Linked DNA regions of Homo sapiens: regions 1 and 3 are each linked to region 2. Evidence: chromatin loops called from intact Hi-C (ENCODE). Cell type or tissue: OCI-LY7. All regions are shown on one strand. Each heading gives the region's core, and the rest is flanking DNA. Links, peaks and the distances in the headings are about the cores only. Region 1 overlaps DLG2 (discs large MAGUK scaffold protein 2). Region 2 overlaps DLG2 (discs large MAGUK scaffold protein 2). Region 3 overlaps DLG2 (discs large MAGUK scaffold protein 2).

What was found. Hi-C counts contacts between places; a loop is a spot of excess contacts. Peaks named below come from ENCODE experiments on the same cell type or tissue, not always from the same donor. Only the 100,000 strongest peaks of a DNase experiment are listed, where the experiment ranks them.
Region 1: it touches region 2 in a loop (2.5-fold over the local background); 1 of 110 quality-filtered maps calls a loop at or near these places.
Region 3: a loop joins it to region 2, with 7 times the contacts of the local background. A loop is called at or near these places in 1 of 110 quality-filtered maps.

The regions. Positions count from the first base shown.
Region 1 is chr11:85,105,144-85,115,811 of GRCh38, forward strand. DLG2 (discs large MAGUK scaffold protein 2) reads right to left here. Exons shown (of 28, transcript NM_001142699.3): 6 at 6,518-6,592. Among named protein-coding and RNA genes, the nearest start is that of DLG2, 520 kb to the right of the region's middle. In OCI-LY7, for the core only: no CTCF peak of the experiment used is centred there; a DNase peak (open chromatin) is centred at 5,338; H3K4me3 peaks cover 2,014 bases; H3K27ac peaks cover 1,162 bases.
Region 2 is chr11:85,312,123-85,322,790 of GRCh38, forward strand. The region is part of intron 3 of DLG2 (discs large MAGUK scaffold protein 2); the gene reads right to left. Among named protein-coding and RNA genes, the nearest start is that of DLG2, 310 kb to the right of the region's middle. RefSeq lists an enhancer at 4,948-5,017. In OCI-LY7, for the core only: no CTCF peak of the experiment used is centred there; a DNase peak (open chromatin) is centred at 5,069; H3K4me3 peaks cover 1,960 bases; H3K27ac peaks cover 2,181 bases.
Region 3 is chr11:84,543,192-84,553,859 of GRCh38, forward strand. All of the region lies in intron 6 of DLG2 (discs large MAGUK scaffold protein 2), which reads right to left. It also overlaps the pseudogene HNRNPA1P72. Among named protein-coding and RNA genes, the nearest start is that of DLG2-AS2, 910 kb to the left of the region's middle. In OCI-LY7, for the core only: no CTCF peak of the experiment used is centred there; DNase peaks (open chromatin) are centred at 6,280 and 7,210; H3K4me3 peaks cover 1,153 bases; H3K27ac peaks cover 2,140 bases.

The DNA.
Region 1 (10,668 bases), core at 3,118-7,117, 210 kb before region 2:
GAATACATGTCTATGTGTTTTCTGTTTTATTTCCTGTGTAGGTTTTATGTGTGCACACTGGGAATGCCCTTTCATCTTTCCCATGAACCAATGTCCCCCTCCATAAATACTGTGGGTTCCCTTTCTGGGCATATTTCAAAGATCAGTGTAACAAAATTATTTTATATGAGTATTACCATTCCCAGCAGAGTCTTTAAAACTAGATAGGAAACTGGTGTAAGTCTAAAATACTGTAAGGGCCAGAGCTTAGGGAAAAGAGCAACATATCTATTCTATCAATCTCATCTTCTCTATACTTTCATTGATTAAGAGCCCATGACTACAGCAAAAATGAAATTAGAGGCACTCTACAGAACTCACATTTCTTAAAGTAAATCATGCCTTTTCTGAGATAATTTCCCCTCTGGATTCTTTTCCAGTCCTGTGGCTACCACCCGTATGGCCAAATGTACTCTAATCCCACTGCCCACCAATTTAAGGTCCTGTACGCTGCAATTTTCTGCAATTTTCCTAAAGCTATGATTATCTGATAATATCCTGGCTTCGATTTATAAGAGGACTGCTGATAGCATGAAAACCTTGCCCTAAAAAATAAAAATTGTATGTAGTCTTTCGAAAGACAACTCTTCAAAGCCATTCTGGGTCTAATTTCCCAGCAGCAGAATTAGTCCAGAGGGTGCTGCCTTCATAGAAGCTCTGGAAACACCCAGAGAGCAGACACAACACTATTTTATAACTGGGTTAGATGCTTCTGAGTGCCATGGTCTGTGTATTTATGTAGGGTGTATACCAAATTAGGTCACACAATGCATTCTGGGAAAAAAAGGGTTGGGAGGAACTACCAAAAAAAGAAAAAAAAAAAAACCTTTAGGACTATTGCAGAATAGCTTATGCACACTGTATTAACTGGTTTCAATTAGACTGAATGATCCTGAATGTGGGTAATGTGAGGCAGTCTGGGAGAGCATGCTGGAACAATTAACACTTCAAAAGAACATCTCCTCTGGTTTCTGTGAGAAGTGTCTGTTTTTACTGATTCCCATAAAAGAGAGAAATTACTTTCATATTCTAGAGAGACATAGTAGGAAGATGTTAAAGTGTTTTTAAATGAAAAGGAAAACCTGGCCCCACTCCTTAAAAATGGCTGTATACAAACAGAAATGAAAATGGCTGAGAATATCAATAGCGCTCATTAATATGACACTCCTATGTCATCGGTTCCTGCCAGTCATAGAACAAAAAGTTTCTTTTTCAAGAACTGCAAGATTCTGCTTTCAAAGTCTTAAAGAGTTGTATATTAACTCCTAGAACCTTTTTCCAGAAAAGGTTCTCCTACACAGGTCTAAATGAGTACCCCTGATTTACTATTGGGTTATTGTCTGTTTTTTACGCTTTTTCTCACCAATTTATCCTGTCCCATGCACTCCCTTCTGGAATGACCTATCCTTTTCTTTCTTTCCTTCTAGCACTTACTAAGCACTTAATTATGTGCCAGGTGCTATGTTAACACTTATTATGCATTATTTCATGTAAATCTCAAAATATCCTGTTGTGTACATAAACTCAGATTAGGTAAATTGTCCAAGGTCATACAGCTTACTAGTAGAAGAGTAATACTTTACTCTTTCCACTTACTAGTGGAAGAGTTAATACTTTAACACAAATTTCATTCAATTCTAAAGGGTGTACCCTTAACTATGACCAAATATTGCATCTTTTGTCTTCCAAAATCCAACTTAAGGCAACTTCCCATTTGGAAAATGTATAGTGCTTTCTATAGACCATTATTAAATAATGTGTTGCCAAGTATAATTATGATTTATTTATACACATTGTTTTCTGCTATACATTGAGAAATCCAAGGGTCAGTTAAAATACGTGTTCAGTAACTACTTCTTGAATAAGTAAATGAGAGTTGACATATTCAGAATTCAGTGCTCTAATTTATAAATGTTTATGCTATTTGAGAATTTTTCACTTATCTGCTTATAGTATTATATAGTGATAGAAACCTATAGATATAGCAATGTCTATGATAAGTTCCATAATAGCAGTCAACTTAGCTTTAAGAAACTCCTTTCCCAGCATTAATTTCCAGTAACTAAGGGGTGTGCAAATATGCAACAAAACAAAAGAATTTTTGTAGCCAAATCATGTGTATTTATACTTTGCATGTCTAATTGATAAAACCACACATTATAGCCATTTCTGAGTATACCTAATAATTAAGAATTGAGGATATTCAGAACTGGGTTTGGGGATATTCCTCAAAATGATTAAATCCATGCATGGGCCATAGCCATACTGAGTGGTTCACAAATATGCTCTAAAATGCAGCAGCCACTCAAGCTTCTTACAGTTGGTCATATCCAAAGTTCTTTAATTCCAAGCGCCAAATGCTAATTCTTAGCCTAGTTCACCCAGATTCAGAGAGCTATCATTCTTCAGCTGAGTCCTAGAAACTGTGGACATTTTCTCAATTGTTTGCAGATGGCAGAAGCTCAGGTAGCTACTGTGTTCATATTCATGGTCATACAAACCAATGAGGCATATAATCAATTTAAATTTAAAATGTAAGGGTAAGGAAGGCTATCATTCTAGTGATTAATATAGCCGCACGATAGGAGAGAAACAAACTGCCACACTTTTCACTAGGGAAGATATTTCATGTATTCAGAAAGTTTAATTATGTCCATGTTTCTAAATAATTAACGGGGAGTATAATTTCTTTTCTGCTCAAACCCCAATCTGTACATTATAGTTACTACTGAAAGGACAAGTCTTAAAAAAAAAAAAAAAAAAAAAAAAAAGCCTCTCAGCCCCATTACTACATAGGTGCCGAGGGCCAAAAAACAAACAAATAAACACACACACACACACACACATCCAGGAAGAAAGAGAACAAATAGTTAATAGAAGCCATTTTCAAGGCAATATGTAACTGGTGACAGACATTTGCAAAGCAATCTGGAGGAGCCAGAAATCAAATGATAAAAGTTCTGCACTTAAAATGAACTTGGGGCAAATGCAGACATGAAAACCAAGGCTTTTTTGCAAAATGTAATAAAGCCTAATTATGAGGATACAATCATTCCAGAGTAGAACAACAAAGAGCAAGAATAGGACAGTGGAGAAAGGAATGTAGGAGAGAATAAACTGAATTTGAAAAATATACAAGGATAATAGAGACTATCAATTTATTAGGCCTGTAAGTATGAATTAATTTATTTATAACTTTCTTCAGTCCTTGGAGAATTTATGACAGCCAAGACACTCTCTTAAGCACAAGGTGAAGATTTTCACTATTTCCTGAGAGATTATAAAATGAATATTAATACCAGAATTTCATACATATCATAGTTTTTGGTTATATAAATATATGTATGTTAATTGTAGAGTTAACCGCCCATTTTTTTTATTCTATAAGATGAATTAAGGTATTATCAAATTATTATTTCATCATTTTTTAAATATACCCAAGTGTTGTCTGCAGTCAGATATTTGAAATAGATTATAAATTATCAAAATCCCAGTGTTAGTGCTTTTTTCTGAGACTACTACTTATTACACTAGCTCTAGGGGAGACTCAGTAAACATTGCTGACTAGTAGTATTAAACTATTTTCTTTTTCCTTTTGGTTGCAAGTAAATCAAAGAACAAACCCTATCAAAAATAAATAAAACAAAATCTAAATAATTGAGAAAGAAGTAACATTGATTGTAAGTTATTGAGGCCATTTCACAGACTCCAAGAGAGTTTTGAGTACATAATACCTAAGAAGGGCAGATACAAAGCAGCTTTAGAGGTCTAAGCAACTGAGCCTCACATAACTTTTTCCAAACTGTTCTCATTCATATGATTCAAAATTGATGACTACCAGTTTGGTATATCTCCAGTACAAATTTCAAATTCCCAGGAAAAAAAAATTCAACTGGCCCTGCTGGAATCAAATGTCTTCCTCCTGGATCAGTCAGTCCTGGCCAAGGGCAGGCTCACATAATCTAAACATGACCATCGGGAGCCCACCTCTGTGGACTGGGGGTTCTCTGCAGAGAAAGCAGATCGGTATCTGCTGCACAACTCCTTCAGAAAATATGTGTTTCACTGGGAGATATAATTACTTTTATGTAAATAGCAAAGTAAATTTATGAAACCAGTAGCCCCCAGTTCTATGGCAGAAATGAAAAAGAAACATCTACTTTCTGATTCTCTCACCTGACCACAGCACTGAGAATAAGACTTTAATGCTGGCGCTCTGACTTGTGATCTTCAGGAAGAGTCTTAAATGTAGTTGTTTATTTGTTCCTAAGGTTCTACAATACAACTAGGACCTAATCTGGGATTCCCAGATCCCAAGGGGTTCAACTCCAAGGGAATAATGAAAGATGAACGATTTATAATAATTCAAAAGACAGAATCCTAATTATGCAATTTCCTTGCAACAAGACTGCACAAAGTAATAAAATGTGAAAGTTCTTATATTAATATTTTGGGCTGAAATTACCAGTGTATTAGAGGATCAGAAATTCTTATTGGTATTATACATGATTGTGTTTGATTTACATAGGATTACTGCCTTATTCATGTTTATATTTCCAGCAATTGGCATAGTACTAGACACAACTGAATGGAATTACTAAACTTTGTAGCTTGAAAACAAAATTTCTGAAAACACACGTTCTATGGTATTCTCTTAGGAGAAAAGTGTTAAAGAATGATGAAGAGGAGAAATAGAAACTACCAGCCTAAGAGGGTAAAATACCATTATTAATCCTCTTTACCAAGAAATCTGAGAGCTGTGAAATAATTTATTAAAACTTACTAAAGAGAAAAATCAACATATAGGAGATTCACATATTGAAACTTAACTCCCAGAATTTCTGCCATGTACCAGGGATTTTACTAGCTGTGGATATACTAGGACCCCAAGGAGCACATTGTCTCCATGGAGAAACAGATGTAGGAATCAGTAGTTATGAAATGATACCATCAGGGATACAATAAAAGAAGTGTTCTATTTATGAACAAATAATAGAATTATTAAAACACATCCTTTCTCAGTTCAAGATCAGCCTGTTCAACAGGGCAAAACCTCGTTATTTACCAAAAATACGAAAAAAAAAATTAGCTGGGCTTAGTGGCATGCACCTGTAATCCCAGCTACTTGGGGAGGCTGAGGCACAAGAATCACTTGAATCCAGGAGGTGGAGGCTGCAGTGAGCCAAGATCATGCCACTACACTCCAGCCTGGGCAACAGAGTAAAACTCTGTCTCAAAAATAAAAACCAAAACCAAAAACAGAAAAACCACATCCTTTCTCTATCATAAGTAGTCCCTAAGCATGCACTCTCCTCTGATCATCTGCTCAAAAATTAACATTTTTATTCTCTGAGTCTCCAGCACATCTGGGCTCCCTCTGCACTGCAGGAATACCTCCAAAATTTAGCATCACCATCTCTCCTTCACTAAAGGTGATCCCACTTTCTCCCCCCTGCCACAGATAAACAAAAACTGAGGAAAAAAGCTTAATCTCTTACACAATCTGAGTGAAAATCAGGCTCCCCCAGGCTTACTGCTAACATAGTTGTAAGACATGTTATGTCAGTCCAGTCGTATCTTTCAGCACATGGTACCTCAACAATAGATAAAGATATTTAGGAAGCTCCACATATTACTTTTCCATTGCCTACAAGGGGAGTCAAATGAGGAGAATTTCCAAAAGGTAACTTTCTAATTTTTTGTCTCCATCATACACAAATTATTTCATGACAGCTAAACTCATTTACAGTACACGTAATTCCAAGAGACACCACTGTCATTTCTATTAGGCAATCCATGTATTACAGAGTATCATACATTCAGCCACTTTCTTCACACACTTCAGAGTACAGAAGTAGTAGCATGAGTACATGAAAGGAGAAGTAGGATGTCTGGGATCTGTTCCCAGTGCTACAATTGATGCACTATTCTTACTCCCTTTGCATTGAAATCTCCCATCTGTAGCACAAGGATAATGACATAGTACCTGTTTGTTTCTAAGGCACTGGAAAATTCTCTGGTAGAAGATACTATGCAAATGCAGAGACTATTATTACACCAGGAAGACTTGAAAATTGCAAGTTGGTGTGCTCATGACTATTAAGCAGTTGACACAGTGACAAAAGAGAGAGCATCTTTCTTCAAGGCATCTAAAATCAAGTATTGCTGAATATGCAGCTATTCTGAAAAACATATGTGCAAATATATTCGTTTTAATGACCTTCCAACTCTAACTCATCAATAACCCATTTAAAGCAATCCTTTCCAAGTTATCCTGACTCCAACAAAATGCATGGAATCCCTAATCACTGATATTTTTTATAATGCAAAGCTTTCTGAAAGATTATTCTTTCTCCTTGCAAAATATTTGCTTTACTCCAGAATTTCAGAGAGCATTCTGGCTCATTCCACTAAGATTATTCCAAAATATAAAAACATTTATCCTTCAATCTGCTAATCTTGGAATAATCAAACTTACAGTACAGTGGTGGACAGGCATCCAAGCAGGGGCTTCCACTGAACAATTCTGGGCTGGGCATCTGCCTTGGTTTTGCTGCAAATAAGTAAAAATTATATTATATTCTATTTATTATGGGCCAGTATGTATATATGCTAGCTGACATGTTTATTATCAATATGTTTATTACCTTATTTATAATCATAGAGAGAGAATGCTTTGTTGGTGCAATGCTGCAGAAAACTAGGTACATAATTTCTACTCTTATCAAAGCATAAGAAATTATCCTTTTCCTTTTTTGTTACTCTAAGGACTAGGTTTCTGGCACCAGGCTGTCTCAGCATCTGGCCTTCCAGGCTTCAATACCAACCACCTGAGAACTCTTACAACCCATAGGCTGACTGTTCTCTTCCAGGCTCCTAATCAACCCTGAAACATGCTGTACTCCTGTAAGATCACATGAGTCAAGGTATAGAATGGCTGTTTATTTGTCTCTGTTTCCAGACTATAAGCTAGTGATGGTGATTCTCTCTAGAGTGTTTCATAGAACTCCAGAATGTTGGGTTGAAAGGGATAGATCTCAGAGGCCTTCTTATCACATGAAAAACTGAAGTGCAGAGAAATAAAACAATTTTCTCAAGGAGTCAGAAATTTGACATTCTAAACCATTTTCCAGGCACTTCTTTATACAAAAGAAATTTATCTCTAGTTAACCTATACTTTTGTTGTAATTCCTGTAAATTTACTTCTAATTGGCTTTTAAAAATAATACAGTGCTTTACTTTCACCAACAATACTGCTACACCCCTTTGATAATGAAAACTGATTAGTCCAAAAGGGGGGGAAAGATTTTAATAAGCCATACTTTATCTTTTATTTTTTTCATTGTATTCTCAGTGATAATATAGGCATACTTATAATATTAATAATCGCCATAAAAACCACAGCTGTGATTTACTGAACAACTAAATATGCAAGGCACTATTCTGGACACATTATATTATTACTAGTCCCCACAATAAACATAAGTAGGAGTATTATGCTCACTTTCTAGTGGAGAAAACAGAGACTTAGAGAGGTTAAGCAACTTGGCTAAAACTCAACCTACTAGACAGCAGCATCTCTGAGATTGCAGCAAGACTCTGGCTGACTCTGGTGCCCATGTATGCTCTTTCTTTTATGAGAAGTTGCCTCTGTTATTTTAGACTGTCTCTTTAATGGGAGGTAAGCCATGTCATCATCCAATCTGATTTTATCTAATGAATGATCCTAACATTTCTGATTTAACTGAATAAAATACTGAATTCAGTACTCCTATCACACTAAAATTTTTGCCTGTGATTTGTAAGCTTTTTAGAGCAACTTTATTTGGTTGATCTATTTTTAAGGCATCACTAAGCCCTAAAATGCTGTATGAGTGACTATGGATAAAGTCATCATAAAAATAAACTTATATCATCAATCTCCATGATCAATTTCTTTAAAGCAAAATATGATATGCAGCAGCAGCAGCAGAGTACAGAAGGTACACTGGTCAGATAACCACAATTTTAAGCTAATTTTGGCCATGTGCTTGCTGCCATGAAATGCTCTTGACAGTCACAACTGTGAAACAGTGTTAGTATTTTGCCTAATTCACAGATAATAGATATAGATTCTCCTCAGATCATTATCACAATTTGCAAGGAAGCTACTAATGAGAACACACAACATATTCACAAAATATGACGGGTGCATAAATAAGGTGTGTTTCAACTTCTGCGGTGCTCAGCATGGGATAAAGAAAGATGGAAATGTGTGTTTCTGTTTTGCCTTCTATTATTACCTGATTTCTGACACTAAGATCTTCTCGTACGTGTTTTAACTAAGAAAATTAACAATGATTTTACAAGGCCAGACAAATAAAAAAGACTAGTGATGACACATGTCATGTGAACATAAATTATTCTTTAATCCTATTGTATGATAAGCAAAAAACATTGAAACAGAAGTTAGAACCTTGGATTTTAGTTTAGTGTTCCCATTGATCTACCTGTGGAACTTTGGAAAACTCACTTTAACACTTTAGACCACACTTTTCTCATCTGTAAAATGAGAAAGTTTCTTGGATCCATCATTCAATGTGGAGAGAGGAAGAGCCAAATCTACCCAAAGATCTTTCCCAAACTTTATAGTTCTACCAAGAATTTAATATTTGGTTTTATCTACCAAAGTGGTATACCCTGCAGTTGAGATCATTTATCATTCTGATATACTGATGAGACATCTTTTAGGGTCTTGGGAATATGAACAGGAAATGGTTATTTCCCTGTGAGTTTCAGTGCTAGCAAAGATCCACAACCACTAGACTAGATGGTCTCAAAAGAGCCTTCCACTTAAGTGTGGTTACTGAAAATCCTAACCTCATGTTTTGTCTACCACTTCGCTCTACTTCTAAAGAAGGCAAGATCTAACATGGATCAGGGAACCTACCACAGCAGGTGGAGAAGGAAAGGGATTTAAAATTCTTTTTCCTCGAAGTCTTCATTCTCCTTCTTCAGTATCTTTTGTTTTTAACATTTAATGTGTACACTGTGGCATAACAGAGTTTGGGCCTACCTCCTACTCAAAAGAGTAGGAGGTCAGCTCCTTAGAAGCCCAGCTAGAACCAGAATAAACACTAGGGGAAAGGACACTATCATGTCTAACTCTTAGTTAATTCTTAAGCCAAAAATCAAGGGAGAACATTAGAATTCCCTCAAGGGAGAACCTAGCTCTCTAAGCAAAGATTTAAGATAGAAGTTGGTGACAAAAGGTAAAGCTTTCCCACCTTCCTTCTGTCTCATTCATCTATCCAGGATGTTTATACCTGTAGATTAGTGATATGTGACTAGACCAGGATTCGGGGATTTGCAATGCTGACCGTTAAAAACATGTCCTCTTAAGAGACAAAACTATCAATGGGTCTTAGTCTTTTAAAAACAGACAGGTTGATGTCTCCAAACCTCTCATCTTCCTTGGTTATCTGTTTCTCACTTTAGAATCTTGACATATTTCATTCCAGAATATTCTGAGAACATTAGCTAAATATGCTGACCAATTACACCTGAGATTGATTGTATAAATATGTAACTACAAAGAACTCGAAAAGTGACCTAGAGAACCCTAAAGATGTTCTTCTCAAACAACCCCATCCCTCCAAAAACATGGGAATATTTTTTTTTGTGTATCAGGGGCTTATACACAGTTAGAGTGCTTTGGAGTTTAGAAATGCTTATATATACATTGAGCCCTTTCATCCCCAGAAAAAGTTGTGTGTGGCAGAGTGAGAGATGATTCATACAAATAAAATTTTGACCTAAATGTTTCATTAAAATAGCATGTTCTTTTGAAAGCAGAGTAAGAGCTGAAAGGTTCTGTTGTTCTACTGTTCACAGTAAAATGATCCTCATAAACAAAGGAGTTTTTTTTCGGGGTGGGGGTGCGGTATTGAGAAGTATTGCATGATAGAACTGTACACATATTTGCTCATTCATTTACCCATCCCTCAGTTACCAAAATACACTCCATGAATGGTACGTTAGGTATACATATAGATTTTAAATTTAGAACTAAAAAATTTAAATAATCCTTATTCTCCTAAAGCCCCCAACCTTTTAGGAGATACAATACAATGTGCTGAGTTTAAAACAGGGTTAAATAACAGGACCATTCATCCATTCATGTAGTTGGTCAACAAGCATTTATTGAGCAATTACTAAGTGCCAGCTATTGCATTAGGAATAAGGATATATCAAGAGTCAGTATCTGCCTAAAAAAGTACTTATTCTAAGGAGAAAGATAAACTAATAAAGCTGCAGTTATAAAGCAATATTACTGATATGGGATAAATAAACCATTTCATGACAGATCAAAAATATTCACTGCACTCATTCTTGGGGCAGGAGTAAGAAATGAACAAGCGTAAGGGAAAATTATACAGAGGAATTGAGGCAAAAGGTGGAAGTATTTAACTCTGGCTGGGTAATTCAGAAATGTCTTTTTGAAGAGACACTTCAGGTTTCCAACACAGTTTTAAGGAGGCGAAGGTGTAAGAAGAGGGCGTTACAGGCTAAAGGTAACTCAAAAGACCATCTGATAGTGCAAAGTAAAGACATTATTGGCCTTGTCAAGAAACTCCTCAATTCTGGACC
Region 2 (10,668 bases), core at 2,914-6,913:
AGTAAAATGTGTCACACTGTATTGTCTCTATTAATTATCTCACATGTAAGATTAGGGCTTCTTAAGAAAAAACATTGTGTCTTATTCAGTTTTGTATGAATGCATATATTTATGAACCAATAATGGATAATACCTTATTTTGTTATAATACCATCCATATTACTTAGGCAGCCAATATTAAACCTATATAAGGAATTCTAAAAATGACATCTCTCAGCTTTGTAAAATTTTAACTTATTATAATTTATTATAATTTATAACCTTATAAGTATATAATTATAATTTTGTAATTATGAGTTACATGTAATATACAATTATATTTAAATTATAATTTATAAACTTACCATATTTAACATTCTTTGAGATGTTATAAATTAAATTTGATAATGATCATTGTTTTTATTGAGATATCATACATTCATGCTGAAAGCATGAAAAGATTTTCAAATTCCTAAGTCCCCAGATCCTAAAGTTTCAGTTTGACTCTGATAAACAAAATTCTGACCAGAGAAAATTCAAGGCAGATTTGTCTCCATTTACCTTTTAAAAATACTTTCACTCACCTAGGAGCTTGAAAAAGTAAATACTTTAGAGTCTAAAAAAATTCAAAATCACTCAAGATCTTGTGAAAGACTGTTTTCTGTCTATGAAGTGTGATGTCCACTTCAACTTGTTTTCCATAGAGCAAGCACTTTTATCATTAAATTGATGGATGTGGCTTTGGCAAGAAAAACATTTAGAAAAATATTGAGAAATGATGAATTTTTAAAACTACCCTCAACTTATTTAGAATTAAAACACTCTTTAGGAACTATGGCAGAGATTTCTAGTAATCACCAAAACCCTTTTGGATATACATCTAGGTCAAACTTCCTGGTCTCCCTTGCATTTGGCTGTGGCTATATAACTGAATTATGGCTTTTGAGACGAGACCATACATGATGTGTGTCACATCTAGACCTGACCAATAAAAACTTCTCACAGGTTCAGGGAAGTCATATTTAGAAAGAAAAAAATAAATTTTTAAAAAAGGGGAAAAAACCTTTTTACAGGTGATCCCCCTTCCTCTTTTAACTCTTTTGGCTAGCTAGAATGGAAATGATCCAAAGAGTGACCTTCAGAGCCCCTTGACCTACTTGTTGAAGATGGCAAAGTCATAAGATGAAAAACATTAAAGTTCTTGAATTAATGCTAAAGGGAAAACTACCTAACCATGTACAGTCACATTAGATTTTGACATAAACAAGAAATAAATCCTTATTGTGTATAGCCACTGAGATTTTGGGATTTATCTGTTATAGTAGCTAATGTTAACAAATACAAGGATAGATCAACTTACACAGATTCCCAGCAAATGAAAACATCTCCACATCTCTTCATGGACATTTAAGTACATTAATAAACTACAATAATGTAACATAGTCTATATCCAATAGTCAAAGTGTTTACAATTGTTTTTCATGTAAAAGCATCTCCACAGAGGTGCTGCATGGAGAAAACTATTTAAAAACTTACAAATGCCATTACATAACTAATATTTAAATGTGAATGAACCTATTTATTCATAATTGAAAACCACAGCATCATTGAAGGTAAAATAATTTACTTCTTGGTTTTTGTTTCCTAATATGTAAAAGTTTATGTATCTCTCTTTTTTTTTATTCAGCAGTTAAAAACTCTTGAGCAATAACTGCACTCCTACTGAGATAATACCTTCCTGCAAATATATATGACCTCAATTGCAAAACTCATTGGGTCTCTCCAAAGTAATTTAAAAATCAATCTGATCTGTAACAAGAAGTCAATAGAATTCCTGAAAAATTTACATAACACAACTCCCTCTGTGTTTAAAATTTCACAGCAAAAGTTGTATATAAGGAAGAGCTTTACAGAAAGCTTAAGCAATGGCCCCAAAATGAAACAAAAAGTAAAGAACAATTAGACTGCTTCTAAATTTTAGTGGACTGATGTTATTATATTTATTCAAGGAACATTTATTGAGAACATACAATATGCCAAGCTCTGTGCTAAGCAACATGACAGCTACAAAACTGGCTCCTGATTTTCTGGATAGTATAGGAGATAAAAACACAAAGTAATTAACTGTTTCCTTTTGGTATTCTGAACTCTAAAATATTTCTGTCTAACACGATAGAAAAATAAAGCAAATCCCAAGCTCACTCCTAATAAAATATCTTTTAAAAATATCAATAACTGTGGATAGGGTTAGATGTTATCTGAAAGGAAAAACAGGTCAGCTAGGAAAAGATTCAAAAATAGAGAGGATCATATAAATATATCTATATGTATATATATTGACATATATACTCATATACAAACATACATATATATTATACATGCACACACATATACATATAATATATATACATCCTAATTTTGTCAAATTTCAGATGATAGTGGTGTGTCTTAGCTCCAGTGTCCTATAAGTAGAGCCTGAGGCAAATTAAATTTCTGGTACTTTATTTTGGGGGGTGAAAGTCCTTTATTTAGGAGGAGCAATAAGAGAAATACTACAGAAGAAAATGAGCAAAGAAACGTGCAAAGCAATGTAGTATAATGCATAATTGCATTGGCTTTATGAAAAGCCATGAATTGCCCTACCAGCTCTCTCAGCACAGGATACTTCTTTGGAAGGCTTTCAAGGAGAAACTATACTGTGGGACAGTTCACAGAGGGGAGAAAGGAGAGATACATTGTCAGCCTGGTAGTGTACCTCAATCTTCCATTTCACCTTCATACAGAACCAGTTCCCCCATACTTCAGTGTTGTGTCGTCCAGCCCACCAATGGTTATTTCACAAGCCAGATTTCACAGGCTCTGTGTCATTTCATCTAAGCCTGGAAAGTGAGAGGCAACTCAGGGTACATGAGGTTGGCATGAGAGAATTATGAGCTATCTAGGCCTGTGCCTCTGATCTTTGAGGGTTGTTGGGAGGGATTAGAGCACATATAAAAAACGCCTGTCATAAAATAAGATTCCAGCCTGGAAAAGATAGTTAAGGAATTAAGTAACAGCACCAGCACCAAAACAAGTCCCTGGCAGGTTCATCACTGAGCTCACAGCTTCCCCATGTGCTTTTTACCTCAAGAAGTGTCCCAGGCTAGCATTATTGCTTCTGGCTATTCCACTATCTTGTCCTGTCTTAGCATGAGCCAACTTTAACTCCATCCAATCCTGTCTTGCCATCCTGTTTTTCCTAGCAGAATCTTCAATAAGGTTGATAAACAACCACTCCAGCTGCAAGGACTCCCTGCATACCATTAGTTCTGATATGGTATCATAAAAGGCTCAGTTCTGCTAACAAGTCCTCTTCCACCAGAGGACTCAGCAGTGGGATAACCCTGGAGTCATCACCTGGTGTAAGACTGCTCTACAACATGCTACTATGTATTTCTGGATTGCTGTGCATGCATCACACTGATATCGAACATCTTCCAATGCAGGGAGCAACAGTGAACATCATATATCAGGACACACCAAAGATGTTGGTACCTCAACCCAAGATAGAGACAGGACACCTGTTAAGGCAGCTCTCATGCTTCTTTAAAACCAAAATTGTTTTCTCAAACTGCCTATTCTATAGCTGTCCTATTGGGGTGCTAATTCTCTAACGCTCAGTCCACACAGGAGTGAGGCCACCTTGTTTCTTATTTCCTCCCAGGAGGCTGTGTAGGATATTTAAAAACTGCCTCTTCACCTCTCTCAATCAGAGGAGCAGTTTCAGATCTGGAAAAATACAAGGATTTCCCTGTCTCCTCTGCTCTGGAAAAAATAAAATGTCCCCCAATCACAGGGTGAAAGGTTCTCCCTCACCTGAATTATCTGCCAATGCCCAGCTGTGTCCCTCCCCTCTCTGAGGACGATTTGACCCCAATTCATAACAGGAAAAACTTTTAAATAAACTAAAGGGTTGAATTACTGTTCACCACTTATTACATTAGCTGGGCTTGAGCACAGCTCGAACAGGTCAAACAGAAGATTTTTTTTTTTAAAGAATGTGAATCCAGTCAGATTCATCTGCAAATAGATCAAATAAACTACTACTATTTAACAGATCACTGTTTCTTATTAGCTGAAACTTTGTTCTAAAATGACTATTCTCAATGTCGCTAGTGTAATTAATTTAAAATGCTACTTCGATTTATAAATAACTCTCATAAACTAGAAAGACATATTTCTATAATCTAAACACCGATTTAAGCTATCCTGATGTTTAGTTATTTGAGCATGAGATGGACAGAAAGACAAGACTTATATTTTTAAATATCTGGTACTATCTCCTACCAAGTGGGAGCCATATTGGGATTAATATATTACCTCAAAATCTCAAAGGGACATCATTATGGAGCAAGGTGGGTTACAGGTAGCAGGAAAGAAGGGGAATAAATGAATACTATAGATGATGCAGCAGAATAAAGAAGGAAGAATGTGTCTTCTTTCTTGTGCCTATTTGCTGCTCTTAGCCAATGCCTCTCATGTACAAAAGCTAAAGATAGGATACAACTGGGTATTTGAAGAGAGTGACCAGGACAAACTCAACCCTATCTGTATACAGGGCTTCCCTATTTTATTCACATAAAAATAGAAAATCTTCTTTGGCAGAAGAAAAAAAACAGGTAAAATACAACTGGGTTTTATTATTTCAAAAAAATTGGGATATTTTCTTTGTCCCAGGGACTAGGCAAGGCACTAAGGATAAAATGGTAAATAAAAGTACGGTCCCCACCATCCTAGAATCTACAGTCTTATGGGAGACACAAAACTTATCAAATACATACTTAAATAAATCAAAACTGTAGTAAAAGCAATGTAAAAAAGATACAACATAGCACAACTGGGGAACATGACCTGTTCTGAAGTGTCAGAAATGGCTTCCTTGTTCCCAGTTTTGATCCAAAGTATGAATATCAACTTTGAAGGTAAAAGGGGGCAGAAGTGGAAAAGTAAATACAGAAGCATTGTATTCCAGGCAAGTAAACATCTTGTGTAAAAGCTCTGACGCAGGAAGCAACATAATTTGTTTGAGGATCTGAGAGAAAGCCAGTGTGGCGTGACAACAACTAAAAGAGGATGTGGTAAAGCTGCAGACATAGACGGGGCTCCATTTTAGTCTTTATTTAAAAATAATGTAAGGCCACTGAAAGGGTTCAATATTAATCCTTTATTCTAACTAAAGCTACCGAGAAACTAACATGCCAACTTCTCCAGCTACAAACGGAAGGAATCATCACTCTGAAGGCAGCCTCATGATATAATTTTATGCTCCAAAAACATTAATTTGCCCAGTATGTAGCAGGCCCTAACCTAGAAAGAAATGAGTAAAAGAAAATTAAAGAATATGCTGTCTAATGTTTTATGGTCTGATGGTAGAGACAGGGTCTTACTGGAAGAAAATACAGGAAGCACTAAAATAGTGGTATGTGCTGGATGCTATGAGAATAGTCTTTTGTTCCTTCCTCCAAGGAAAGAATTGAGCATTTAGGAGGACCCCATTAAGTTCCCCCCAGTTTTAGGGACTGAACAAAATAATAAGTAAATAAACTACAGTATAGGTGCTCAATGATGAGAACACATGAACACATAGAAGGGAGCAAGATACACTGGGGCCTATTGGAGGATGAAGGGTAGGAGGAGGGAAAGGATGGAGAAAAATAACTAATGAGTACTAGGCTTAATACCTGAGTAATGAAATATCTATATAACAATCCCCATGACACAATTTTACCTATGTAACATATCTGCATATGTACCCTGAACCTAAAAAAAAAATAGCACCCAATTTAGGATATATTTCATGTAAGTGTGCACATCTGTGTGTCTGTTCCACAATACTCATAATCAGGAGGTAGCACACATCTGAGGATAATTTTATGAACCAATTTAATTACATTTCCATGCCAATCCATCACAATTTTTTTCTTGTTCTTATTTACCCTTCTCCTCTAGTATCCAAAGTCAAAAAAAAGTAGAAGCAGTATTTAATCTGAGTGGATTATCAATAACTTGTCAAATTTATAAAATGTAGTTTTAAGACCAGCTGCATGTGAAATAAGCCAGCATATTGGCATCCCTAAATGATCACTGAATCAGAGAATTAATTCTTCCCACACTAAATGGACTTCTGGCAAAGTAAAAGTCTACTACAATTTTCCAATGTGGCCAAATCCTTCTCCAGAAATTGCACTTTGAGAACTAGAGGCTCCTGATCAATGTTTATCAAGTTCTAACAAAACAGAATAAAGCAGCAGAAACCCAGTAGACTCATGATATAAATAGTTGACAACATTAATGAGTAGAAAAAAAAGGAAAGTACACTCTACGTTTTGAGGAATAAAAGTGCAAAAAAGAAACCAGGCAGCCTTATCTTGGCCAAAGCTCTCATTTTTCATCATCTTTGAGCTGATAAAATGCTTCCCAAAAGGCTTTGTAAATTCCACTTGGTTGAAATGTAAGGGAAGGGAAAGGGAAGTAAATATGAAGCCAACCGGACTAGAAAATATTAGAGAAGGAGGAATTAGGGAGGAAACAAATGAAAGAAAGATTTCTAAGAAAAAATAATTTCATTACTCAGAAGGTAAGGAAAGACCATAAGGAAACATGAAAGTTGAGCAATACTGTTGCAGCATCTTTACTTTCCACCTCTTATCACTTCCTTCCAGCAACCCTCTAAAACACTTCTGCCACTAAGGTCCACTGTTGAGGTTAAGAATCCATGACAACTATGGATTCAAGGTATCAAAGTTTGTCACATTATACAATGACTACATAACAATTTGCCACTGCTAATTTCATCCACAAATAAAGCCATCACTAACAAAAGCAACACAAGCTAAGCTTTACTATTATGTAGATGACAGTAAGTCATTTAAAACAAGAACATCTCACAAATGCCTAGTTGCATTTAAATTTTTAAATAAAAATGTTATTTTTCAAATGACTCTATCTGTAACTTCTCTGGTTCTTTTTATACATCCCTACTTCAGGATAATGTGAAGCTAAGCAATTTCTTTAAGCCCAAAATGAAACCATATAATATGCTATTTCTTAACAGTCTCAAACCACAAAGACTTATAACCTTAGAAACAATAAAAAAAATTCAAGAATGCTTTTAAATCTTTCTTTTTTCCCAAAATTAAGTTGAAAATAGTAATTTATCTTTCAAACTCATCTAAAAGTGTAAATATTAAGGTTTAACAATAGTAATCTTGGAGAGTAGTTCCAGTACATCATTAACTTTATGAAACATTTTAATAGATGCCACTTTCCTTCTGGTTTTCTCTACTGCTTTGTAATAGCATAAATATTTATTCACTAAATTCTAGAACTCTTGCTATATAAATGTTTTATGGCTATATCATATAATTTGTATAAACACTATCCTCTATATCTTGAAGAAAAGCCTCTTAATGTACAGTTTCAGCAATCTGTGTTAAATTATAAAACTCATGGTATAAAAAGATATCATCCACAAGGTAAGGTAGAGAAGAGAAATGGAACGCAGTGTCTGAATAGTTTGAAAATTTAAAGAAGAAGCAACCAGCCTGCCAAGACAGGTCACTGAGGCACCATTCCTGGAGAATGTTCAATGTGCATTAACATATTCAACACAGTATAACTTTATTTATGCTCTCTAATTCTTAAGGAGATATAAGTCTTAAAATCCTGTGTCTCTGATGACCTTCTCAATTGCAACTTAAAATCTGGAGAGCCTACACCATAAATTTTATTTCTAAGTAGTTGAGATCTTAAATTACTCCTAAGTCAAAGTTTACAGCTTGGCTATTTTAGTTTTTGTGAAAAAAATTGCAACATTTTTGGGTACTCAATCATGTTTCATTCCTTCATATCAGGTAAAGCCCATAACTGAGATGAAGGTAGAAAAATTTCTTAAACCATGCTCTTTGAGCCTCTCATATATTTTCTAGATGCCTGAACTAAGCCATGTGCTAGCAGCACATGCCATCTTATAGACTACATCCCTCAGCATCATCCTGTAGATAAGTTACCATATGCTGTGATAAAAATATTGGTGAAAGGAGTGAAAGCTCAAAGAATGAAAATTTAGAGTCATGAGCATTATTTAGGGATAGAAAGGTCCTTAGAATTCATCTAGTCCAGCAGCCTTATTTTACAAATAACAAAGCTAAAGCTCAGAGAAATTAAGCAGCTTGTCTAAATTTTCAGAGCATGTAAGTAGGGAGCTAGCTTAGGAAATCAGGTCCATCTAATTCTTGGTTCAGCACTTTTATTTGTATATTATGCAGTCTCTTAATCAAAAAGAGGCATTTAATCATTCAAAAAAATGTACTGACAGGCACAGGAATTACAGAAGAGAATGAAAAAAGAGATGGTATTCCTAGTCTAATAAAGCTCACATTCAAGTGTGAGGAAAAAATATAAAATTATATACACAAAATAAATATATGATATATGTCAGGTAGTGACAAGTGCTCTGGAGAAAAATTCAAGAGGTGAAAGGGATGAACAGTGAGAAAGATTACTTTATATCAAATAGTCAGTAAAGAGGTGAAAAGTAGACAGACACTTGAAGAAAGGATGAAGCAAGCCATGTAATTATCTAGGGATAAAGTACTGTAGGAAAAGGGAACAGAGGGTGAAAATATCTTAAGTCAGGAATGTACTATTCATGCTCAAGAATCAACAAAAAGCCACAGAGACTGGAGCAGAGTGAATGAAGGTGAATCATGACAGAAGAGGATGTTGGAAACATGGTGTGGTGGCTTATTGTTTAGACCTTTGGATTTTTTTTTTCAGTAAGGAAAATCAATGGAAGTTTTCGAATAGAGAAATTTTATGATCTAACTTCCATTTTAAAGTGTCCCTCCTTAGTCTCATGTATGGTCCAAAAAATAAAATAAAATAAAATAAAATAATCTCTCCAGCTACTGTTTAGGGAATAGGAAACTATTGAGCACTCTAGGTAAGAGATGATAGTGATTTGAATGAGGGTAATAATGGACAAAGTGATGAAAAAATATTGGATATATTTTGAAGATAGGGAGAAAGAGATTTTTGCCTATAGACTACATGAAGGCTATGAGAGAGAAAAAGTAGTTTTTTAGCCTGGGCAAGTGGAAAAATTGAGTCACTATTTATTAAGATGGAAAAGACAATGGGAGAAGTTGAGTATCAAGGGCTTAGTATTGGCTATTATAAACCTGAGATGCTTGTAAGGTATTCCAAGGTGAATATTGAGTAGTGTTTGGTTTTATGAGTTTAGAGCTTAAAAGAAAACTTATAACTAGAGATATAAATTTAGAAGTTGGAATTATATAGATTGCATTTAAGTCACAAAACTGAATAAAATAATCTAGCGAGTATGTACAGCTAGAAAATACAGACTAAGGATGATAGGGTACATAAGAGAAGCAATGAGCAAGCAAGGCTACAGGTGTGAGTCCTGGAACATTTCAATATTTAGAGATTTGGGAAAATAAACAGGAAGATCTAGGTAAGATGACTAAGAAGGAGCAGCCAGTGAAGTAGGAGGACAAGCAAAGGATTGTAGTATCCAGGAAGCCAAATAGAGTTAAATGTATCAAGGAGGAGGAAAGGATCAACTGTGACAAAAGATTCTGATAAGTCAAGGAGGATGAGGTCTAATCAATGTTTAGTCATTGATAACACTGACAGGATCTTCGCAGGACAGGTTTAGTGACGTGGTCAGCAAGAAGAGTAAGTTCAAGAGAGAATTAGAGGAAAAGAGATGCAGACAGTAAGTGTGTATAAATTTGTTGAGTCTGGAGTAAATGGGAGCAGAGAAATGGGGCAGTTCCGAGAGAAAAAAGGGATCGATGTTATATTAAGGCTATAAGAATCAACCAGGAAATGTGTGGCAGCAGTTCCCTATTTCCTATTACATTTTACTTCATTATATTCAGTAATATTCTCCTCTACTCCACTTTTATACCTACTCTCCAAACCTTATCATCACTCCAAAGTGCCCTACTATATCATAAATAGATACACTCCACCTTCTGGTCACCATATCCTTTTCTCACCTCATCTGTACTTTGACTCCAGTGGTACCTCCAGTGTACTGATTCCTCTACATCACCGCCACCCATAAGCCCCTTTCCGTGTAAATTTTCCTATCCATTCAGCTTATATTCCTTGGTCCATCACTTCAGTCACTCTCTCATTAAGATTCTAAACTCCTTTCCTCTATGGTCATTCCACTGAGTACAGGAAATCCTCAATCTTGGAAATTTTGGATGAAAATCATTTGCCTAACCTATACTAGCATCTTGGCTGCTGAGCACAGTTTAAGTAAAATCACACAATGGGAAAGGTTTGCATTATTATAAATTAGTGATTATCAACCTCAGATTAGTGACTAATATCAGCTGATATTGCTTCCCTATGTAGACTGTTCTCTCATTTTCCACAATGAAAATTTTCAAAAACACCTTAACCACATATCCTTAAACCTCTCTTATTACTTTGAAACAGTAAATGGTTCCATAACCAAAAACAAAAACAATAACAAAAATCTTATTCTCCTCCACTAGTATTTCTTACATCCAGAAATATTTCCACTGATCACCCAGTTGCTCTGTCAGAGACTTCAAAGTCATCCTTGATACCTCCCTCTCTGCCACTTCCCCCTCTCCAATCAATTATGAA
Region 3 (10,668 bases), core at 4,138-8,137, 770 kb before region 2:
TTTATTTCTGTTATTCCAATCCATTCTTTCAGAATGGTTACATATAGGTTGCAAATCTGGGGGTGGAGGTAGGTAGTTTCAGATAGGAGAAAAATGGGAGGAGGAAAGGCAAGAGAGACTACATAATTTTCCCCTTCACTTCCTCAAGGTGACCTCCTGACTTCCCAGATTAGGAAGTTCTCTCCCTGCCTCTGCACACCGCACACTGCTCCCTGCTTCATAGGCTTTCAGGGCACCCTGTCCTTATTCTTCATAAACCTTGGCACATTTTTATTTTACATTTATTTCTGTGATGATTCGCTGGATGTTTGTCTCCTCCACTGAACTAACCGTCCCCGCCCCTCTCCCCATGGGGTCAAGGGCCCCACCTGCTTGGTTTACTGCTGACCTCTAGTGCCTGCCACATAGGAGTTACTTGATAAATGTTTGTTGAATAAGTAAGTACTTTGCAGCCAGATCTATCTTCAAAATAATCACCCTTTAAAAAAACAATGACCCACAATTAGCAATATGGCTTGCCCAAAGAACCCTTGAAAGAGGAATTTTTCCAGTTTGGAGAAGAATGTAAGTAACAGCACTGATGGGAGAAATAAAAAGCTCTCCCAGGTGCTCCATTTGAATTTTTTTTAAACAAAACTCAAAAGTGAAAGGAAATACTTTCCTGCTTTTTTTCCACAAAGAACAGGACAAGCCAGGATGTTAATTAAATTACAAATCAGCTGTCTGCTTGCAGCTGACAGAGCTTTGTGTGCTTCCAAGCAACGTCAGATATTTTAAACTCTATGTAATTACCTACTATGGACTAGCTGCCAGGAAGGATGCTTCATGAATATTTAATGAATTCTAAGATCCTTTTTAAGGAACTGATGATTTAAATAACTATGGGAGAACTTACTCTAGCTCAGTGCCACCCTCCATCTGTTAACTGAAGATATTGGAAATGTAGCCTGGTAGAAATGCCATTTCTCCCCTAAAATGAGCTAGGCTCAGGATCTAGGGAAGGCTAGACTCACACAGGAGAGGTAACTGTAATTCTAAAGTTAACTGTTTAATTCTAAACAGACCTCAAGCTCTCTAAGTCAGAATGGAACCACAGACCTATGAACTGGGAAAATAACGAGTATGGAATTGCAAAATGAAATTTTGTAAGATGCCACACATTGAGGATGCTCTTTATAATTTACAAAGCACTTTCAGCAACACTGTCTTGAGTAATTCTCTCAAGAATTGGATAGATTAAACAGGTATCATCATTCTCATTTCCAAATGAGAAAACAGAGGGTCAGAGAGTTTCTAAAGTGCTAAATAAATAGTAAAGCTGTGTTTCAAACCAAAATAGTCCTCTGATTCCAAGAGGCAGCCTCACATAGTGGAAAGTGCATGAATTCTGGCATTAGACACATGATCTCAAATCTTGGTTATACTACTTGCTATCTGGGAGACATCTATCACATTGCTGGATACAACTGAGCTTTGGTTGACTGAAGTTATGAACCAGGAATTACAATATATATCTCATAGAAATACAAAGATTGAATGAGATGCTGTACTCCTGGCATACAGTGGCTGCTTGGCAAATGTAATGCTCCCTTTGGCTTGGAGTCTCAAGAACTTGGTACTCTGCAGATTTGTCGTAACAACAACAGCCACAACCAAAAAAAGTGGTCGCTAAAAGTGAATTTTTCACACAGCAAAAAGTCTTTGGTGGAATGCTCTTCACTTCCACAGAACAGAAACAATAATAACCTGTTATACAATTAGTCACAAATACAGTCCTTGAATTTTTTGTCCATACACATGAGTATTGTCTAAAACATGTTTTCTTTGTAGCAGCTAGGTGCTGCCACCACTGTGCATGGCTGAGTTCACAAATCTGTTGTAACCTGTAGCTTCCCTGTCACTTCTCTCTCTCACGCTAAGCTTTGTTTCTTTGCAGTAATTAGAATTTTTGCCACTGCCATGGCTAATGCTGCTACTGGAACCACGAGAGCCTCCTTGGTTTCATGGTTTGGCAAAGGATTGTCCTTCATCACCAGAGGGGCTGGAGCTTCTGCCTCCTAAGGTTTCTCTCCTCATGGGTCCAAAATTTGAAGACTGATTGTTGTAGCTGCCAAAATCACTGTAGCTTCCTTCACCTCTAAAACTGCTTCCATCATTTACAAATCCATTATAGCCATCCCACTGCCACCATATCCACAACCACCACGGCTGCCACCAAAGCTACTACGACCACTGAAGATTCCTCCACAATCATAGTTCATACCAAAACCACCTCCACAACCACCACCAAAGCATCCAGAACTACTTTGGCTTCTTTGGCTCAATGAAGCACTAGCCTTCTCTTGCTTTGACAGGGATGAATTTACTGAACACTCTTTGAAGTTTCCTAACTTCACAGTTGTGGCCATTCACAATATGGTACTTCAATCTTATTCATAGAGTCATGGTCCTTAAGAGTTACAAAGGCAAAATCCCTTTGCTTGCCACTGCCTCGGTCATTCATGATTTCAGTCACTTCAATTTTCCCACATTCTTCAAAGTAATGTCTTAGGTGATGTTCTTTTTTTTTTTTTTTTTTTTTTGAGAAGGAGTCTTGCTCTGTAGCCCAGGCTGGAGTGAAGTGGTGCAATCTCTGCTCACTGCAACCTCTGCCTCCTGAGTTTAAGTGATTCTTCCACCTCAGCCCCCTAAGTAGCTGGGATTACAGGTGCCCACTACCAAGCCCATATAATTTTCTTATTTTTAGTAGAGATGGGGTTTCGCCATGTTGGCCAGGCTGGTCTTGAACTTCTGATCTCAAGTGATCCATCCGCCTCGGCCTCCCGAAGTGCTGGGATTGTGAGAGTGACCCACCATGCCTGGCTCTTAGGTGATGTTCTTCAGTGTCTTCTTTAGTGCCACTCATATGGTTTGGATCTGTGTTCCCACCCAAATCTCAAGTTGAAATGTAGTCCCTACTGCTGGAGGTGGGGCCTGGTGGGAGGTGATTGGATCATAGGGGTGGTTTCTAATGGTTTAGCATCATCTCCCTGGTGCTGTCTCATGACAGAGTTCTCACGAGATCTGATTGTTTGGAAGTGTGAAGCATCTCCCCTGCCCTCTCTCTTCCTCCTGCTCTGGCCATGTCAGTCTGCTTCCTGTTTGCCTTCTGCCATGATTGAAAGTTTCCTGAGGCCTCCCCGGAAGCCCAACAGAGGCCAGCATCATGCTTCTGGCACAGACTGAAAGAACCATGAGCCAATTAAACCTCTTTTCCTCTTTTCCTTATAAATTACCCAGTCTTGGGTATTTCTTGATAGCAGTGCAACCATGAGCTGATACAGCCATCAACAAATATCTTTTTCACAGTTAAGTAGGCAACTAGTCTTTGAGAATCTCCTCTTGAGACAACTGTCTTTGGTTCCACGACTCTCTCATACCTCATGTAGCATGGCATTTAGGGCTGCATCCACCTCCTCCACAGTGGCATATGTGACAAACCCAAAGGCCCTGGAGCAATTGGTGTTTGGATATCTCATTACCACACAGTCCATGAGTGCTCCCAATTGCTCACAATGGCTCTTCAGACTCTCATGGGTTGTTTCAAACCTCAACCCTCCAATGAAGACCTTCCAGTTATTCGGGCTCTTTCAGAGACTCCGACTTAGACATGATGGCAGTAGGAAGATAGACTTTAGTGATGATTCCTCTGTGGCATCCCAGGGCCAAAAGGAGTAAGGTGACAAATGTATCTCAGTAGAATAAGTTTCTAGAACCTCAGTTTCAGAACAGCGCCTAAAAGCGCAGATTCTGGAGAGACGGCCTGCATCAATTCCTACTTTGATAACCACATGACCTTGGGCAACTTATTAAACCCTCTGAGACATGGTAATCTTATCTGCAAAACTGGAATAGCAACTACCTCACAAGATTTTTTAGAAAGCCAAGTGAGATGATGCATGGAAGGCACTTAGAAGAGTGAGTGTCTGTGATCTAGTAAGTAGTCACTTAGTAGAAGTTATGATTGTTTTACTGGAACATTAGATATGTTATTTGATTATAAAAAATTGGAAGAATAGAAAAAACTAAAGGAAAAATTTTTGCCTTTTACTGTTTTGAATTTTTCAAATTCTCTAACTGCAACTTCTCCCACTACTCCATAACACATAGACAGTTTATCAAATCTCACAGCCCTCCTAGTCTCACAAAGTACACTTTAGCCTTTCTTTACGCCATCTTAAATGCTTGAAAACCTTCTCTTTGCACTTTTGTATGCAAAAAGAATTTACTGAGCACCACTTCTATGCCAGATATTGTACCATGTGCTAGAGATGTAATAGTGAATAAAGAAGATACAGCTCATCCTTGCCCTTTGCTCTTGATGTCTTCTCTACCTCTCATAACTTTCCCAACTCTTTTTCACATACTGCTCAACCTTCAAAACTTAGTTGATAAATGATATCTTTCCAGATGCTTTCCCTAGACATCCAAATTTGGCTAAGCATTCTTATTCTGTGCTCCCATGTCTGACTCCCTGAGAATCCCTCTTTTTTCTCAAAGCATGTATGTCTCTGCCATTCTCACTGGAATGGGAAGAGTTCACAATTCATTATTGTACCAGGGGCAAATATTCTGCTTGGGACCCAGTAGGTGCTTAATAAATGCTACTAAATGGAACTACCCCTGGTAGAGATGTAAGCTCCTTAGACTCCTGTGTACTCCACCATGACTAGCACATCCTAGAAGTAGTGCATAGTCAAGAAGCCTGTCACTATTCTACAGTAGAGCTGGTTATTGAACAGTAGTACCCTGTAAGATTTTCAACAATAAAATCAAAAATTGGTTTATGTTGTGTAGCACAGGTAATAAAGTGAGTTCCTTTGAAAGTTTTCATTTAGCAGGGAGAATTGTTCCAGCTTTGGGTATGACATCCCTGACAAAGTGTATTAGCTGGTGGCTTCCTGGAGTAAAAGAGTTGACAGAAAGAAAAACAGTAACATGCAGAGAAGAACTGAGTTCCCTTCTTCCTTCTCCACTGCCAGCACTGAGTCAGAGCAGCTACGGAAGCATAACACACAAATGAGACAACGCTAAGTATTCTTTTTTTTTTAATTTTTATTTTTATTATACTTTAAGTTTTAGGGTACATGTGCACAACGTGCAGGTTTGTTACATATATGCATGTGCCATGTTGGTGTGCTGCACCCAGTAACTCATCATTTAACGTTAGGTATATCTCCCAATGCTATCCATCCCCACCCGCCCCCCACCCCACAACAGGCCCCGGTGTGTGATGTTCCCCTTCCTGTGTCCATGTGTTCTCATTGATCAATTCCCACCTATGAGTAAGAACATGCGGTGTTTGGTTTTTTGTCCTTGCGATAGTTTGCTGAGAATGATGGTTTCCAGCTTCATCCATGTCCCTACAAAGGACATGAACTCAACATTTTTATGGCTGCATAGTATTCCATGGTGTATATGTGCCACATTTTCTTAATCCCGTCTATCATTATTGGACATTTGGGTTGGTTCCAAGTCTTTGCTATTGTGAATAGTGCCACAATAAACATACGGAGACCACACTAAGTATTCTTACACGAGCCCATCTAAACCCCAGGTCAGCAGCTTGACTCACATTTGAGTGTACCAACCTCAAATAAGCCCAATAAAATAGATTAAAGTGTATGCAAGGCAGGGAAGAGGTCTGGAAGAATATACTAATATGTTGACCATGGTTATTTCTGGATGACTATTACTTTCATTTTTTGGAGCTACATATATTTCTTTGAGGAATAAAAAGAATTAGAATATGTAAAACATGATCAAGTATTTGCTTTGTTGTACTGGAGAAGGTTCAGTGTGGTATAAGTTTTGTGATAAGGAAAAATTCTCTAGTCCTGGAAAGGGTTTATCCATGTTCAGTTGAGTTAATTTTGAGAACTGGCTGAAGGATGCAAAGGAAGGGGTTTCCAGCTGACAAATGAAAGAGGGATGTGCCGGGAATAAATTTGCTGGAGAGGACCAGGCTTTAAGTCAAATTGCTTTGGTACCAAGAAATCAAAGCAATGATTTGGGAGCAAACTCAACAGTAGTTCATCCATTTGAAGCAAAACTTCAAACATGGTCTGAGTAATTTTCCAGGGATAACTGCCACTGGATTCTATTGAGCACTGTACGATCTTGTGGGCAGTCCCTGTCTGACTAATCCACCAGCTGTGCAACTGCTACAGCATCTGTGAGTGAGAATCATTCACTACTAAAAGCTAGAAACATGTTTTGCTCAGTGCACCTGGTGCCCAGAAAAGAGGAAATGTTCATTTCAGCAAAATGCTTCCTCAAGCGATGCAAATTCCCTGCAGCTCAGTTCCTGGGTTTAAATCCTGTTCCTGCACCAACCAGCAGTGCGACTTTAGGGAAGTATGAAGGCTCTCTGAAACTCAGACTCCTCATTTTAAAATTGGACTAATAATGTATGACAGTGTCACTATAGGAAATTGATGAGATAATATGCCCAAACTCTTTGGGCCAGGACCCGCCTCCTAACAGGTGCTTAGGAAATATAAGATTCTTCCTATTTCTCTTTTTTTGTTTGTTTGTTTTTGAGATGGAGTCTCGCTCTGTCACCTAGGCTGGAGTGCAGTGGCGCAATCTCAGCTCACTGCAACCTCCGCCTCCTGGGCTCACGAGATTCTCCCACCTCAGACTCCTAAGTAGCTGAGATTACAGGCTTGCACCACCACGCCTGGATAATTTTTTGTATTTTTAAGTAGAGACAGTGTTTCTCCATGTAGGCCAGGCTGGCCTCGAACTCCTGGCCTCAAGTGATCTGTCTGCTTCAAATTCCCAAAGTGCTGGGATTACAGGCATGAGTCACCACACCCAGCATTCCTATTTCTCTACCAGTGTCATGCAGTCATCTTTCCAAGTATTGTAAAACGAGCCTATACACACACACACACACACACACACACACACACACATACACACACATGCATGTATATGCTCAATTCAGCCTTATCACCATTACAGGGAACAGGCTTCCACCATGCTATTACCAGTATTGTAGAGTATTGTAGCATCCCTACAGAACAGCACAAACTTTCTGAAGGTGGTAAAATGAGCTGCTAAGGCCTTGCTGCCACTTCTCTTGATCCAGTGCCTTTTCTGTATGTGAGGCCATCTTACCCAAATTCTACTCACACCTCTAGCTAGGTCAACACTCCTACTCTTGGTATCTTCCACTTATGATGATCATCTCTGTCCAGCAGGCAGAGAAAAAAAAAGTCTCAGACACAGGTGCTGAAATTGCCTTCACTGCTCATTCAAGCTACTCTTCCTAACCATGTGAGTTTTTGGACTTCAGAACCTACCTGTGAAATTGGCACTTGCCTAGCCTTCCCATTATATTTGACTTCCAAGGATGAGATCAGTTACCCACCTGAACCTAGAATATCTCCTGGATGATCTCCAGCAGACTTTGTTCCTGGTCCTGGGACTTCCTGGGTGGTCGATTGGCATATATATCCTCTGTGACACTATAAAGACTAAAGTTCCTTCCTAGTGGGAAGCACCATTATTCATTCATCCAACAGAATGTTTATCTAGCGTGTTATATGCTAATCACTAAATTTTAAGTGCTAGAAATACAGTAGTTTAAAAAAAGCAAAAATCTGTGACTCTGTCGAAATTAAATTCTAGTTGCGTTAGGTAATCCAGCTCTTTGAGCTCCCTTTTTCCTCAACATACTTCCTGTACCAAGAAGCAGTTATGAACAGCTGTCCTTTCTATGGGAAGACACTCAGGGGTCCAGGTAGGCAACCACTGTGAATTGTCTCTGGTGGTGGTGCAAATGGGCTTGATCTATCCAGCTGCCTTTGTTTTAGAGCACCTCATAATGAGCTGGTGTCAATGGCATTGGAACATGGGAAAGTTGAAAAATAAGGCAGAAAGTGTGGCCCTATTACTAGTGTGTTCCAATCAAAGAGGTTTATTTCACAATCAGACACTTTAATAAAAATATTAATGTTTCCTCAAATAAGGTTGCTTTATAATCCATGCTTGCTTATGGTGGTTTAAATATTCTCCAAATACAATAGTGTCTAATAAAATGCCTTTTGGAAATAATAAAAGCATATTTATACTTGATCTAGATGCTTAATATGCAACTTAATGTGCAATTGTAGAATGTTATTTTGTGCTTACTATACTCTTAAGATGTAAGCCCCAAATCAAGAAAACCCAGAAAGTTTTCTAATTTTCTTGTCCTGCTGCCCTGCTGGGAACTGACAGTGTCATCTTTCAGATTACTGCCTGTGACATGACGTGCATATGTATTAATGCTTTACAAGCCTTAATTTATTTAATCCTTAAACAAACTTATGGAGTAGTTACTGTTTTATTTCCCTCATTTAACAGATGAGAAAATACAGGGAGAAAGAAATTAAATAAGTAACTTGTTCACACAACTAGTGGATAGAATGAGATTTATACCTCATTATCCTTGTAATTCCACCTTTAATTCACACACTATATTGTCTCTCAAGTATTATGCATTTCTTACTCTCTGACTCAGATGTTTCTTCTGAGTATGGTAGATACTTTGGTCCTTTGGTTTAAAAGCTAAGGTCTGTAAGCTTCCCTTTATCCTTGCTGGGCCATAGAATGCAATTGGGAGAAAGTATAAATAGAAATAACCTAGTTAATGACACTGCCATTTCTCTGGTCACCCAAATACAAAATTACACAGATGAAGATGATCCCTCAGCATCTTTCCTCTCTCATGTCTTCCAGAGTGGGGTCCATCTAACTAAATTGCCAGAACATGACTCCTAATATCAGAGTGAAGGCCAAGATGGTTTACATTAGACTGAGAGCTCCCTGATGAAAGCAGTGATACTACAGCTGTAGCTATCTCAGTAACCCCCTGGCACATAGAAGAGGTTTAGTACATTTTACCAAGTGAATGGATCTAATACAAGTTTAATGGACTCTAAATCAGCAGATATATTTGTTTTTGTTTATCTCCATTGTCCACTCCCCCATCACACCCTTGTTTCTTCTCCCTAGAATATTCCACTTGCCTTCAATTTCTCTTTCCAAACATATCTCTTGCTTCTTTCTACCCCAACACACCAACTTTCCTTTCTCTGCTTCTTCATCTTTTCCCACCACATTCCCCAAAATCTAGAATTTCACCAATCTGAATTATTTGCAACTCAGAGTAAGAGGAATGGATCACCTCCAATGTTTTGCACTTGTTACCTTCCACATGCCTTTTGCCATGTCTTTAACGTCAAAGTTCAGTTAAGATGACAATCTTTCCAGGAGCCTCCATAATTTATTCACTGCCTCCATCAGTCATCTACACCTCACCCCCAGACTGCGGTCAGAACTCATAGTTACCTGTGCACTCACAGGACATTTACTTAATCTATCATTTTTGTCTGTTTATTTAATTGTTTACTTTTTATACACTATAAGATCTTTGAATGCAAGGATTGAGTCTTGTTTATGGCTGTAGGACCTGTGCCAGGTATTCAGTGGGTCCTAATAAATGTTTGTTAAGTGAATATTAGCCACCTAGTAACTGGTTTCCTTATCTATATACTCTCCATCAACCAATTCTTTTAACTAATCACCCTCAGATACATCTTCCTTAAACACAAGTTTGGCTATATCACTCACCCCTTTAAAACCCTTCAGTAGTTTCCTCCTGCTCCAGAATAAAACGCACGCACTTTGATGTGAAATTCACAACATTCTCAATCTCTTGCTAAAGTACTATCTCTTACTGATTTTTTTCACTCATTTGCATTCCTTTCAAACTAGCTCAGCAGCTCTTTCCTGGAGCCATTTTATCTTTCTAATCTTTTCTCACCTTCCTGTCTCATGCTTTTCCTTCTGTCTTGAAATGATGCTTCCCAAATCACAGGTGAGAAATACCTTGCTCTTTTTAAGATTCTTTTCATGTCACCTTTTCCACAGTCTCTCCTAATCTATCTTATTCCCCCCAAAATGTGGTTTACCTTTGTCACTTTGTATTGTTCTTACAATAAAATTGTCCTTGAGTTTGTAATCTTTTTATTCATCCCTCATTTCACTGAGCACTTAAAATGAGTCACTGATGCACTGTAATAGACCCTGGTAATATTTAGAGAAAACGCAATGACCAGTGAGCTCTGTTTTCAGTTGATAAGACTGATAAATGTTATCAACCTAAAATGTCATAGTTAAGATGCATGCTGATTTCAGAGATACAAATATTTAAAAAGTGCATGTTAGAATCAATACAATATCAAATAAAATATCATATTCACATGCTCCCCCAGAGGTCATTTAACCTAGCTTTGGCCGTATAAAGGAGCAGTTTCTTGGAGAATAAGATATCACAGTCTACTCTTAAAGAACGGAAAGGTATGAATCCAAGAGACAGCAACAATACTGTCAAAGGAACAGCAGACTAGAACTCACGGAGGAGGAACCATAAAGGTTAACTTCCTCTCTTGAGATTTAAGATGCTTAAAGGCAGTTTCTTACAATTCTTTCCTTGAGAAGGTTGGTACAGTCTTAAACGGTTGTGTTAGATTAAAATTAAAATGTATTGTGGACCATTCACATGTTACAATATAGATAAGTTTGATAATTTCTTCTTAAAATTGGCAACATGAAACTAAGGTGTCAGGAAACCTT